Linked DNA regions of Homo sapiens: region 2 is linked to region 1. Evidence: chromatin loops called from intact Hi-C (ENCODE). Cell type or tissue: heart right ventricle. All regions are shown on one strand. Links, peaks and the distances in the headings refer to the core of each region. The heading gives the core; the rest is flanking DNA. Region 1 overlaps KIF6 (kinesin family member 6). Region 2 overlaps KIF6 (kinesin family member 6).

Region 1 (4,397 bases), core at 307-4,306:
CTGAAACTGGCCATTTGGGGCTTCATGGCCATTTGGAGGCACATCATGACCTGATTTTCACCAGGAAAATGGTTTCTGAAAGAGGCTCACAGAATATCATCTGCTTACCAATTTTACTTCTTGCTTCATTTATACTTTCTCCCAGGGCCTTGGCTTCAGAAAATCTGGAGGGGAAAAAAATGAAAATTGTAGTTTTTCTGTTCATCCTACAAGATGTTTTAAAAATAATAGATTTCTTAGAGGTCACTAAAATATGATGAAACTTTATTGAAAGACACAAAAGAAAAATCTAAATAAGTAAAATATATTAGGCTTAAAAATAGAGAGAAAATTGGTATTAATTATAGGTATTGTTAATTTTTACTCTATCCAGCACAGAATTTGTATTCTCATAGTCTCTCATTTATGACTTTTAATTTATATTATTTCATGATGCAAAGATATCAGAATAAAGCCTGGCTGTAAGGTTTCTGTGCTGTGTTCTATTGATTATGATACCAAGATCTTATAACCAAAGAATATATACTTACATAACTTTTTTCTGATTATAAAATAATATATCAGAGGTTGTAAAACTATGGCTGGTTATGAGACAAATCTGGCCTGCTGCCTGTTTCTGTAAATAAAGTTGCCCTGGAACACCGCCACTCCTATTCACTGACGCATTTTCTGTGGCTGCTTTCACGCTACAAGACAGAGTCGACTAGATGTGACAGAGACTGCGTGGCCTACAGGGCTGAAAATATTTTCTACCTCACCCTTTATAGAAGAAGTTTGCTGATTCCTGTTATATACCGTTATTAAGCCAGATTTTGAAAATACAAAAACAAGAAAAAAATTCTCAAGTACTCCTCTACCCAGAAATAAGCACATTGGATACACGTATCCACCCCGTCTTTTATAGAGCCAGTTTTTATAGGGTTGGGATCATAATACAGATATGATTTTGTGCCCCGATGTTTTTTTTTCACTTAGCATTGTAACATAAGTCCTTCCCTGTATTATGAGATGCATACCTTTGATGGCTTCATGCTAGTCTACTAGATTGCTGTGCTAATGTTTAGTGAGTGATTCCTTTATGTTTCTGGCCTATGTTTGAGACACCCACGATGAGCCAACTTTGCGCTAGAGAAGCAGACAGGACATGGCCTATGTGAGAACATGTAGTTCAGTCCCTATACATAGTGGGCCCTCATGAAATGTTAGTTGCTTTCCCTCCTCTCCTTTCTGCCATGAAGTTAAAGAGACAATTGAAAGCCTATGAAAGCAAGCACCTAATAGATAGCTGAATTAAATGGCTGTACCTTGGCGGGGCTAGTCATGCCATTAGCGTTTGACTAGGGAGTGGCCTGTCCACGAGTGAGCGGAGAGCTGTCAGGAAAGCTTCATGTACAAGGTGGGAGTGACCTGGGTTTTGTGGATCCACAGGAGTTTTTAGAAAATGTTTTATTATGAAAATTTCCAAATATACACAGGATAGTAGAATGAACCCTAACATACCCAGTATCACATTTTATTAATTGTCCAGTTTTATTTCAACTATTTCCCCTCCTCCTCCGCACTCTTCTCTTCTCACTTCCCCATCTCTAATATCCCGGCAAATCCCAGATATCCTATTGTTTCATCCTTGAACACTTTAGTTGACTGGGATTGTGTTGGAGGAAGTGAGCAGAGGAGGGCATTCCAGGCAGGGGAACAACAAAAGCAAAGGCCAGAGTGCCACGACTGCTCTGTGTTGGATGGAAAAGAAGTGTGAATTATGTCATTGCTATTTTCCAAATCTGTCTGCTTGGCCTGGGACTGTGGACAGGAGGTTTCCAGGGAAGGGGACTAAAGTTTTTCTCAATGTTAGTTTCTTGGGACTCCGCCCCTGGCTCCCTTATTAAGGCTGTTCAGGCTCATCGTAGATTATGTATGTTCTCTCCTCAGCGACGGCCTGTCACCTTCCAGGGAGAAGTACAGTTCCACTTGATGCAATTCAGACATTTACATGATGCACAGGTCACTGTGCTGGGCTCTGTGGGCTCATATGGCCTCTGCTGCTGGGCAGGCATAAGGCGACATTTGCTGCAGGCCATTTGGAAGATGAGGACCATCTTCAACTCTCCATTCTGCCAAGGGAGGGCCTATGATCATTTCATCACTGCTCTGTCCATCCCTAGTACCTAGGATTCATAGGATCTGACAGTCACACGTTGCTCAACGAGTGACTCCTCCCATTTCCTGTTCCATAGGCTTCTGGAAGCTTTAGACTCTTCGGAATAAGGAAAATACAAGAGCAAGGGTGCAAAACTGCTGAAATTCACACTGAAATTCACATCAATGCTGGAGGAAACCAGAGTACAGATAGAAAAGGAAGACAACATAAGCAGAAGAAGGACTTTCCACCGCAGTGCTGCCCAGAGAATCCCTGACAAGCCTGGGATGGAGTCCCCCAGCCTTGGCGGTGCCCAGATGTGTCTGGGGGGCCTGGCAGAGGGAGCCGCTGAGTGCTGTGGTCAACTCTCTCCAAAGAGCCGCCCTGCTCCAGAGCTGGCAGAAACTGTGTGGAAAGCCACGAGCTGTTCCTGTTTCTCTGTTGCAGCCCAGTCCTGAGCTAAAAAGGGCTTTCCCACTGGAGAGGTGTGGTCTGAGGGCTGTGCAGTCTTCATGAGACCATTTTCCCGTCACTCTGGAAGTTGTCACCACTCCAGGCCACCCCACCCACATGTGTTCCTGATCCCTGGTTGTCAAGACGAACTCTGAAAGGCCCAACCCTGAGTGTGTAGAGGGAAAGAGCAAGTGTCAAAGGAGATGGGAGAGATGAGAAGGCTAAGGACTCGGTTAGGAAAGATGCGAGAAAGAGGGTGACCCCATCAGTGCTGCCACGTTCTTCCTGGCCCACCTGCATCTCCACGCCTCTCCAGCCAGCCCCAGTCTCCCTCCCTCCTCACTTACTCCCTTTCCTCCTGCCCCTCCGTCTGAATTCTGCTCACCTAAACTTCACCAGGGGGAGTTTCCTGCCTCCTGATTATCTAAAAGGCGCATCCTCATCCATGAGATGGCTCAGGGAGCCAACTTTTGGCCAAGGGTATGCTGCACCCCTGTACGATATCCTAAGGTGCTGCTCACTGCTATGCTGATGAGGCTGCACCTTGAGGAGGGGCAGGAAGGTTGTGTAACTCAGCCAGGACCACTGATGAGCGCCCGAGGGTTTCTTTCTATTGGTGCCAAAGCATTCCTATTAGGGCGTCGTTAGTTGTGTGGCTGGCTTTGGGGAGTGTAAGATAGCTGGGTGCAGTTCCAGTGTGGATGCAGGCAGGCTGCCATGTCACCTGCACACAAAATCCTGTGCAGGGGCAGGGGCTGGGCTTGGAAGGGAGAAGGAATGCGATGCTCTGCTGTTCTTCTACTAGCCTGGCTTCCCGTAACACCCAGCCCTCCTCAACTATGGCTCCCACTGTGTGCCAGACAGGTACTTGCAGACCCTGGGGAAATGCTCTGTTATTGGCTTCCAAGGGCCCCGGCTCTTCTGTCTTTTTCCCCCTCTCTCTGGCACCTCCTTCTCAGTCTCCTTTGCTGATGTGTTCTGCAGCCTGTTCCTTGAATGTTGATAATCCACAGGATTTTGTCCTAGGCCCACTCCTCATTTTCCCTACTCCCTGTAGGCATTCCCTTTATGCCAGCATCTCCTTGGCTATCTCAACTGTCATCTCTCAAATCTCCACCTCAGCCCTGCTTTAGTTCCTGACTCAGGTATCCAACAGCCTGTTTGATACCTTGAAGATAACTAAAATCGACTGTACCCAAAAAGAACTAATCATCTGCCCTGAACACCTCCCCTGTTTTTCCTGTTGTTCCTGTCTCAATGCACAGCACCATCACTTACGGATGGCTCATGTCAGTAACCTGCACGCCACCCTTTGCCCCTCTCTCCATTAGCGCCTTCCCTCAATCCTGGAGTCTCAGCCATTCTCTATCCTCAATATCTATCAGAGCATTCCACTTAGCTCCAACTGCCTGAGAGCAGAACGCTGCCATCTCTCCCAGATTATTGCAACCACTGCTTGCTCCTTCCCCTGCAATCGCACTGCCTGTCCGCAGGCTAGTCCCCACATTTTAGCCTGAGTGATTCTTCTTAATGCAAACCTGGTCCTGTTACTCCCCTGCTCAAAACTCCTCAAGTGCTCCCCAGTGACCTCGGGAGAAAGTCCGGATTCCCTAACAGGGCGAAGTAGACTCTTCACGCTCTGGCTCCTGCTGCCTTCTCCAGCTTCTTCTCTTCCATCCCCCACAACATTCCCAGGCAGGCTTGAATCTTAGTTTCGTCAAGTGTCACACTGTCTCTCATCTTGGGGACGTCCCCTTTACTTGGAGCCTGTCTTTTCCTCTGACTAATTTCTGCCTAACCCCTTAGT
Region 2 (4,397 bases), core at 252-4,251, 53 kb after region 1:
TTCTTTTTTTTTTTTTTGAGATGGAGTTTCACTCTTGCTGCCCAGGCTGGAGTTTCACTCTTGTTGCCCAGGCTGGAGTACAATGGCGCGATCTCAGCTCACCGCAACCTCTGCCTCCCAGGTTCAAGCGATTCTCCTGCCTCAGCCTCCCAAGTAGTTGGGATTACAGGCATGCGCCACCATGCCCAGCTAATTTTGTATTTTTAGTAGAGACAGGATTTCTCCATGTTGGTCAGGCTGGCCTTGAACTCCTGACCTCAGATGATCCACCCACCTGGGCCTCCCAAAGTGCTGGGATTACAGGCGTGAGCCACAGCACCCGGTCAAAAAAAAAGGTGCACATTTTTCAATCACTTACTGGGCTTAAAAGACTTCTACATCCCAGGCATTCACAAAAAAGCAAAAGAAAAGAAAAAAAGGATAATACAAAATCAATTTAGGTAAAAAAAAAATAAGGTTTTGCTAACTTTTCTGAACATGTGCGACAAAACCTTTTAAGAGCTCTGAGGTTTACACTTTTTCCCTACAGGTTTTCCAATTTAATGGATGATCTAGGAAGACTTACTTCCATGTTTATCCAGTGGCTTTGAGTCCTCTAAATCCCCTGCTGCTAACCTGAGGATATCAAATTTAGGAAGCGGGGCCCAATGTCATTAGAAAGAGACTAAATGTTGTATAATATTTAATACTGCTCTGTCTGCTTCTCCTGACAGAGCAGTATGCAGTAGATTTTTAGAATGATATTTCTCAAACTTGGTTAGAATGAAAAAGAAAGCAATATGCTTTGGGGTTTTGGAGGCAGGGGGCTGTTTTTTGTTTTTGCAAGTTTTATTTATCTGAAAAACTTCATTTCCTACCACAACAGGATAAATGATTCTACTTGATATACAGGTCAAAAATGAAATAGAGAGCAGGCTTAGAACACTAGATATATTTGTCTCTAACTTGACTTCTAGCTTTATTTTCCCCTCTTTTGAGGAGCTTCATTGATTAATTTGGTAACATGAGTATGGTAGAAAACTCAGGACACATCTTTTTCAATGAATAATTTTCTCTGTAAAAATTCATTTGAGTTTTGATCTGGGACCATGATTCTGACCATGACAATACCACCTACTTCTGTTCTTTATTTGGTCTCTGGAAAATCCGATCCCCGAAAATAAAATAGATGTGTACTTCCTCAGAGGCTTCCTGTTATTTCCATGTGACTGTGTAGAAAAATTAATATCTGAAAATAGGTAACAACTGGGGAGAGGATCTCTGACAGGGAAATGTTTAAAGGGACAGTTATTTTTAAGAGTTTGAAACATTTAAAATCTTTGGTTATCTGTAAGTCATGATATATGACTAACTGCTAAATAGGGAAAACAATTCATGAAGATACCTATTTGAGGTCTCTTCATCAAACAGCTAATCTTCATCCACAGGGCTATTTGAAATATCAAGTAGAGTCCCCACTCACATTATTTTCCTAGGTCCCTGACAATATTTGTTAGGATTGTCTTCAGTCGTAGGTAGCCTCTATTCAGGGGTTAACATATTTATTCTCAAATCAAATTTTCTTCTTAGTTGAGAGGTCTGTTTAATTGCAGGTATGCAGTAACTAAGGTAACTGGCACATAGTAAGTGTTCAATAAATCTTCCTTCTTTACTTGCATGAACGAAGGACATCTTATAAACCTTGTATTTCACATCAGAATGCCAGACTCAAATATTTCCATGGGGGTAATAAGTGATCACAAAAAAACATAATAAATGGGCTAGACTGCCAGCTTCTCCTGTGAAGGAGCTGTGGTCTGAAGCTTCTCCTCCACCTCTTTCAGAGGAACTCTGGGTATGTGGCAGGCTACATAAATACTCAGTGAGAACTGTGTGTGGTAACGCTGTGATTTGTGAATTGTGACATAACATGCTTATCTCTGGATAAGTGGCAAGCCTCATACGATGGTTCCAACTCTAATTTGCAGTTGAACTGCCTTGCAGTGGGCCTACTGCCTGTGGCATAATCACCAGGGTGGTCGTCCAGACATATTGATTACTCATTTATTCCTGTATGGATTTAGGACGATTGCTATGACTTCAGATTATTACAAAAACAATTATATGATGGTCCTGTTGCTGAAGGTGAGCATAATGTTCTTTCTCTTGCATTTCTCAATGCTAGAATTCCTTTACTTAAACTAATTTTGCAATGAGTTAAGAAACAAATGTTGGAAGGAGCTTCATTTGGGAATTTGGAAGCCCTGAGTCAAAGTCTTGGCTCCTTTATATGAATTGTGTGACCTTGGGCAAGTCACTCAACCTTTCTAAGCCTGGTTCCTTCCTGCCCACAAAATGGGGAGTGGGTGGAGATGGAAATAATTACCCTCCCTGCCTCATATGGGTGTTCTGGGGAGGAAGTGACACAATGAACACAGATGTATTAAATCGACTGTTAAATGCTGAACATATGTCAAAGTTGTTTCTTGTTGACCTGCCATTTTAAAACACACGCAAACATACAAGCACCAAACATAACAACAGAAAAGAACCAGTGATGGAAAGTTTGCAAGTATGCTTATTTTAAACAGCTTATCTTCATCAACAGGGCTATTTGAAATAACAAGTAGAGTCCCCATTCACATTATTTTCCTAGGTCCCTGACAATATTTGTTAGGATTGTCTTCAGTCATACAGAATCTGAAATCAGGATTCTAACCTGACATTTCAATTTCTACCTTCTCATTCTTCTTTGCCTGTCCCCTTTTCTGCATACCTGCAGAAAAGTGTGGGCTGTTGCTCCTGACTCAGTCCCAGGCTTCATGTGATTTTATATTCTGAGCTCAGTTCAGCTTGAACAGCCTTCCCATGACTGTGGAGGTAGCTCTCATTCTCTAAGCAGCGAGAGGCGCCTTCATGAGCAGCTGGAGAGTTTTACACTTCTTTTGAGGTAGGCTTTCCTTTTGTAGCCACAGCTCAGCTTCAGCACAGCTGTTAGAAAAGTCACACCATGGAATACTATGCAGCCATAAAAAGGAACAAGATCATGTCCTTTGCAGGGACATGGATGGAGCTGGAAGCCATTATTCTTAGCAAACTAACACAGGAACAGAAAACCAAACACTGCATGTTCTCACTTATAAGTGGGAGCTGAACAAAAAGAACACATGGACACAGGGAGAGGAACAACACATACTCGGGCCTGTGGTGGGGGTGGGGAAGGAAGAGCATCAGTATAAATAGCTAATGCATGCGGGGCTTAACATCTAGGTGATGGGTTGATAGGTGCAGCAAACTACCATGGCACATGTTTACTTATGTAACAAACCTGCACATCCTGCACATGTATCCCAGAACTTAAAATTAAATTAAATTAAAAAAAAAAAAAGAAAAGTCACTTCAAGTACCAGGGCACCATGGAGATTCCTGCTGTGATCTTAACAGTTGCTCCCATCCTCCACTTAACTAGCTGTGGTTTCCCTGTGACTGGAGATGGTCTAAAACAAGCAGAGGGCAAATGTGCTCCTGAAGAATGGAATCCCACAAAGTTCATAAAACTAACAGACAATCAAGCATGCTTTGCTTGTGGCTTATGGTATTTTGATGTGAGAGCATACAGAAACAACAGAAGCGAAGAAACTCAAGCTTCTAACTCCAGCCAATGATGGCCTGCACCATCAGAAGGAGCTGGGCTCTGGGTGGACTCTAAGAAGAAATGAAGCTAGAAGTAGCCTGAGGAACCCAGTGTGAGGGTCTTATTTTATCTCTCTTCCTGATCTACTAGTTAGTTCTATGAAAACCACTTAACCATACCAGCTCCAAACCACTCTTTAAATAAACAAGAACTCATGGAAAAGAGGTGTGGGATTCTTCTTTTCCCAGTCCCTCACCTTTCTGAGGATGAATAAGGTATTTCATGTGGGATTCTCCACTTTTCAGTCTAACATAAATAATTTATTCACCCAGAATACTGTTTGTAATCTTTGAACATCTGTATGTTGCTTTTATAACTGCACTGTGAGCTTATCATATTTTATGCTTCTTGAGGGAAGGATCACATATAATTTAAGATTTATAGCTTCAATAACATCAGCATTTATTCAATCATTTACCAACTTCTTCATATAAACATTTACTGGATTTACAAATCTTGACTGAAAATCTACTTTGTAGCGAGGCATTTGGGAAGGCTCTGGGAGGGATACAGAAATGATGAAGTCAGTCCCCTCAGTTAAAGAGTTTAAAATACACTGGGCCCATAAACATATGAAAAGGTGCTCAACCTCACTCATAATATGAGAAAAGCAAATTAGAGCTGCATGAAGATTTCACCTAATAGAGCAGAAAAACTGCCAAAGTGAGAACCCCCTGTGTTGACAAGGCTACAGGGAATCAGGCAATCCCAGGTATTGTCGGTG

The links. Peaks named below come from ENCODE experiments on the same cell type or tissue, not always from the same donor. Only the 100,000 strongest peaks of a DNase experiment are listed, where the experiment ranks them.
Region 2: it touches region 1 in a loop (2.0-fold over the local background); 1 of 110 quality-filtered maps calls a loop at or near these places.

The regions. Positions count from the first base shown.
Region 1 is chr6:39,419,840-39,424,236 of GRCh38, forward strand. It overlaps KIF6 (kinesin family member 6), which reads right to left. Exons shown (of 23, transcript NM_145027.6): 15 at 109-164. Among named protein-coding and RNA genes, the nearest start is that of KCNK16, 99 kb to the left of the region's middle. In heart right ventricle, for the core only: no CTCF peak of the experiment used is centred there; DNase peaks (open chromatin) are centred at 648, 1,897 and 2,662; H3K27ac peaks cover 2,315 bases.
Region 2 is chr6:39,472,861-39,477,257 of GRCh38, forward strand. All of the region lies in intron 13 of KIF6 (kinesin family member 6), which reads right to left. Among named protein-coding and RNA genes, the nearest start is that of KCNK16, 150 kb to the left of the region's middle. In heart right ventricle, for the core only: no CTCF peak of the experiment used is centred there; no DNase peak of the experiment used is centred there.